Regions from separate parts of the Mus musculus genome. Here region 2 is linked to region 1. A link is a loop called in an ENCODE intact Hi-C map of the cell type or tissue named here. Cell type or tissue: left cerebral cortex. All regions are shown on one strand.

Region 1 (2,500 bases):
GGCCAGGAGTAGAGAGCCCGGCAGGCAGGGAAGAGCACTTCAGGAGTGGCATGAACAATGAAAACCAGAGGCGCCTTCAGCTTGCTGATGTGTTTCTTGTATGTTAGCTGGGGTCTGGCCAGTGTAGAGGGGGCGGGGACTCCTGTCCGGAGGTCCAGTGAACAGCACACAGGTTGTGTTGTGGACTCTTAAATGCCAGGATAAGCAATGGGGACCTCATTCATTAGGATTTCAGGTGTGTGTGTGTGCGCGTGTGAGCGTGTGCGTATGTGTGTGTGTTGGTATTTTGACAGAGTCTCACTCTGTAGTCTAGGCCCAGCTTCTGTGTTCTGAACACTGGGGCAACAGACATGTACCCCAACACCCATGGGGTGTTTTTGAGCGTCATCCAGGCTTTGTTGACATTTGTAGGACCTCCTAGTCTGGCCCTCATCTCCTGTGTTAAGAGTGAATCCACAGGGGCTAGAGAGATGGCTCAGCGGTTAAGAGCACTGACTGCTCTTCCAGAAGTCCTGAGTTCAATTCCCAGCAACTACATGGTGGCTCACAAACCATCTGTAATGAGATCTGACGCCCTCTTCTGGTGTGCATGAAGATAGAGACTATGTACTCATATACATTAAATAAATAAATTTCAAAAGAAAAAGAGTGAATCCACTATCTTCCACCTGAGATCTCCCTGTACTACTAATTAGCATTTCTTCCTTTAAGCATTTTGAGACACAGCTCCCTTTCCCTAGCGTGAGAAGCCACTTGCTGTGGTTCGCCCCCTCCCTTTTCTGAATTCTGCTAGATTGTGAATTCTGTTAACCCTAGAGGCAATATCTTGTTCATCAGTGTATCTCCAAAAACCAAGCGCTGGTCACTCAAATGCAAGTGAATAGGGGGAGAAGAGTTCAGTTGTGAATGGACCCCCTCAGCTTCGTCACCAGAGAACAATGGAAAACCCAAGGTGTCACCAGGGGGCGGCTTGATGTGTCCTCGACAATCAGTCTCATTTTCACAGAAAAAAAAATGTCTACAGAAATGGGAAACAACCTCTCATCTCCAATCTCCCTGAGAACAAAGTGAAGCCGAGTATGTTTCCAGGCACGCCTGGGAACTATCTGAGGACCGGTGAGGCGGAGGGTTACTTTTCAGTACTATAACCCTCCGCTCGAGGCGTGTCACCGCGGCTGCCGCTTCTCCGACACCAGGGGGCGTAATCTTACTGCATCCCTGGTCTTGGCTGCTTTCACACCGCCCCAAGATGTAGCTAGGAAACCTGGGAATTGTAGTGCTATGGATGACAAGGAGCCATGCTGCATCCTGGGACTTGTAGTGATAACACTTAGAAGCAGGAGATGAGTTTAAGTTCGCACGTTAAGTGAAAGAACTACTACTCCCAGAAGGCCACGGGCTCCTGGGCGGTGTCGGGTTTTAGTCGAGTAACCCTTCTGAGGTTACTTTTCAATGATCAGCGTGACTGGGTAAGTTTGATTGACCGAAGCTCCAATTCTTAACTGAGCTCTCCAAAGACTTTTTCATCTTCCAGCGTGGGCCCTCTTTGTGTCTCAGTGCCAGAATCTGCGCGTTAATCTTTGCTCTTCATCGTCTCTGTTTCCTATTCAGATCAGTCCTGTCAGAATCCACCCCGCACCTAAGCCCTTTCAGGGTCATCGAGGACTGTCACTCCCTCACCTGAGATTCCTGCCCTGACCCTGCCTCACTTCCCTGGGAGAGGGCAGCTTTGTGCCCTTCACACTGCGCTCCACTCTTCGCTGTCCTGTTTTACATACTGGTGGAGGAAGACACCCAAATTCTTCCTCGCAGTACTGTGAACTTGAAGTGCAGCAAAGAACTCTGCCTCACTCTCCCTGACCTTGGGCGAATAACACAGGCTCTCTGGGACACACTCCTCCTCCTCCTCCTCCTCCTCCTCCTCCTCCTCCTCCTGCTCCTGCTCCTTCCCCCTCCTCCTCCTCCTCCTTCCCCCTCCTCCTCCTCCCCCATCCCCCTTTCCTCTTCTTCCTCTTCCTCGTCTCCTTTTCACTTTTCCTCCTCCTCCTCTTCTTCCTGTTCCTCCTCCTCTTCTCCTCTTCCTTCTCTTCCTTCTCCTCTTTTCCTGTTCCTCCTCCTCCTCTTCTTTTATATTTCCGTGTATGAAAGTACTTTGTAAACTGTAAGGCCTCCAAAACCAACAGAGGTTCTCTTTGTGCCATTTGTTGCTGCCCTAGAACCTTCCTATCAGGTGGCTTTTCTAGTTTTACCGCCTCGTTGCTCAATCCCGTCCCTGGAGTTCTTGGTGTCCTCATCTAAAACCAGGTTATTTCTTCACTTCCTCCAAAGTCCAAAGATCAAATAGGCCCCAAGCCCACAGCCTGCAGAGAGCTTTGTCTGAAAGGAATCCCAAGAGGGGTGCTTGCCCTGGACTCTGGCCACAGGGCTGGCAGAGGGACAGAGCTGCTCGCTAGGGGCAGGAATGCAGCAGCCTAGCGTGCTCCGATGAAAGCCCTGTTTT
Region 2 (2,500 bases), 49 kb after region 1:
CTGACTCTCGCTAACTGGACTGCTGGCGTATCTGTAAAGTGTTTGTGAGTGGATCAAGCTGCCCCTGCTGACCTGTGAACTGAACGGCTGATTTCCAGACAACAAAGATGGGAGTTGCTCCAAAGAACCTTCCCCCACTCCCCATAGCCTTTCTTTTCCACTACCTCTGGTGGGTGGTGGGCTCAAAAGGAGGTTAAAGGGTTTAAGAACCATCATTAAAAATAGGTTTTGAAAAAATTAAAGTTATACTTCCTCCTACAAGGTCACACCTCCTCATCTTCAAAGTATCGCCACTCCTTGGTAAGTATTCAAATATATGAGTCTATGTGTGCCTTTTTTACACCAATACATGGAAGGTTGAGGCTGGAGGATTGTGTGAGTTTGAGGCCAGTCTGGGCTACAGAATGACACCTTGTCTCAAAACACAAATCGTCAAAGAACCCACTCCATCCAAGGACATAACAAGTGAAGGAGGGGCAGGTATCCTGAGGGCTGGGGACGGGATATCTTGTGCTAAATCAGTCAGAGAGGCCTTGGTGTAACAGTTAAACCAGTCTCTATGGAACAGAGAAAGCCTGGGTTTGGGAGTTAGCCAGGCCTGTGTTCAAATCCTGCCTCTGTACTATTTGTTTTGTTTTGGGCTTATTTCTTTCTTCTGTTTGTTGTTGTTATTGTTTTGTTTTGTGAGACAGGGTTTCTCTGTGTAGCCCTGGCTGTCCTGGAACTCTCTCTATAGACCAGGCTTGCTTTGAACTCACAGAAATGGCAGCCTCTGTCTCCTGAGTGCTGGGATTAAGGGCATGTGCCACCGCCAGCCCACTTGTTTTAAGTTAAGTGTATTTATTTATTTATTTATTTATTTATTTATTTATTTATTTATTTATATATGTGGGCGCATAGGTGCCGTGGTATGAGTGTGTAGGCTGGAGGACAACTTGGCGGAGTAAGTTCTCTCCTCCCATCATGGAGGTGCCAGGCACTGAACTCTGGCTGTCAGACTTGGCGGCAAGCCCGTTCACCTGTAAGCCATCCCATTGCCCCCAGGGTTCATTTTTGAAGACCATATTTCTCTCTCCTCCTTGCCTAATAAAGGAGTGGTCTTAAATCCACCGATGTCAAAAAAAAAAAAAAAACCCTGGATTGCTTCAACACTTGATCTATTTTCATCTCTCCACCGCTTGCTTAAAATAAGGAGCTCATTGCTATTCTGCCCACGGCTGCATCTAACTCCGAACTGGACTGGGAATTGAATTCATTTCTCTCTCTTTTGCTAAATACCATTTTTATCTTGGCTCAGTCCGTGAATCTTTAGATGATAGCATCTGCTTTCAGCAGTCCATGCCTGGGCCTAAAGGAACAAGTGATAAAGGACCCCTCCCTAACTCCAAATGACCTGTCTGTCTTCGGGGGAAGAGTCTCCCACACACAGAGCAGCCGTCCTCCAAGCTGCCTTGATCCTCCCTCTCCTCTCCTCTCCTCTCCTCTCCTCTCCTCTCCTCTCCTCTCCTCTCCTCTCCTCTCCTCTCCTCTCCTCTCCTCTCCTCTCCTCTCCTCTCCTCTCCTCTCCTCTCCTCTTCTCTCCTGCTCCCCCCTCCTCCTCTTCCTCGTCTCACATTTTTCATTCCTGGGTGACAGATGGGAGCCTTCAGACTTTCGACACTCCCCAAACTTCAAACTCTCTCTCTTTGAAAGAAGAAAATGAGGGAATGGTGAGGGTAATCTTCTCCAATGGCAGTCTCCTACCTGCACATTAAGAGACTCCTAGGCCTTTAATCCCAGCATTAGGGAGGCAGAGGCAGACAGACCACTGTGAGTTCAAGGTCAGCTAAGGCTGCCTAATGACTGTCCCAAAGAAACAAAAACAAAAAGCAGGGGTGGGGTGGGGTGGGGTGGGGGAGATGACTCAGGCTAAGGTGGTTTCATAGCAACTGTGAAGACCTGAGTTTGATGCCCAGAAACCAGGGGTGATGATGTGTGCCCACAAGCCTTAGGACTGGTGGTGAGACATGGATCCTGGGCTACAGTCAGCTTGGCCTACTCTGAAAGTTCCAGACCAGTGAGAAGCTCTCAAAACTCAGGTGCCTAAGGGACACCTGAGGACACGTGCATGCACAGGCAGAGAGGGGGTTAGTGCTAGGCCCTGGGGCTCCCTGGCAGGGGCCAGAGAGGAGGCTCTTGATTCCCAAAAGGAATGTTGTCCTGCTTTATCGTCAGGCTGAAGTTCTTGCTTTCTCAGCTCTAATCTCCTCTCCTAGCCCTCTGTCCTCCCACAGACCCCTTCTCTTCACCCCCATGCCTGTCCTCAGCATCCTGGGGTGCTGTCCTGGGATCAGCACCAGTGTCATCATTTCATAAGCAAATGAGTCCCCCCACACACACCCCCACTCACACAGAGGGAGTCATCAGGCCAGGGCCACTTTAGGATGCCAGGCTCCCCCGAGGACAGCTGGGGGCCGGAGGTGTCTTTCAACTGCCTCGTTATGTTATTTTAATCATTATG

What was found. Peaks named below come from ENCODE experiments on the same cell type or tissue, not always from the same donor. Only the 100,000 strongest peaks of a DNase experiment are listed, where the experiment ranks them.
Region 2: a loop joins it to region 1, with 2.9 times the contacts of the local background. A loop is called at or near these places in 5 of 42 quality-filtered maps.

Annotation. Positions count from the first base shown.
Region 1 is chr4:134,394,956-134,397,455 of GRCm38, forward strand. It overlaps a transcript of Pafah2 not described here. Among named protein-coding and RNA genes, the nearest start is that of Pafah2, 6.7 kb to the right of the region's middle. In left cerebral cortex, CTCF peaks have their summits at 1,189 (motif pointing right) and 2,445; DNase peaks (open chromatin) are centred at 1,287 and 2,391; H3K4me3 peaks cover 1,277 bases; H3K27ac peaks cover 1,738 bases.
Region 2 is chr4:134,443,849-134,446,348 of GRCm38, forward strand. The region is part of intron 1 of Gm30453 (a long non-coding RNA gene); the gene reads right to left. Among named protein-coding and RNA genes, the nearest start is that of Gm30453, 3.2 kb to the right of the region's middle. In left cerebral cortex, no CTCF peak of the experiment used is centred here; DNase peaks (open chromatin) are centred at 1,280, 1,606 and 2,438; H3K27ac peaks cover 2,373 bases.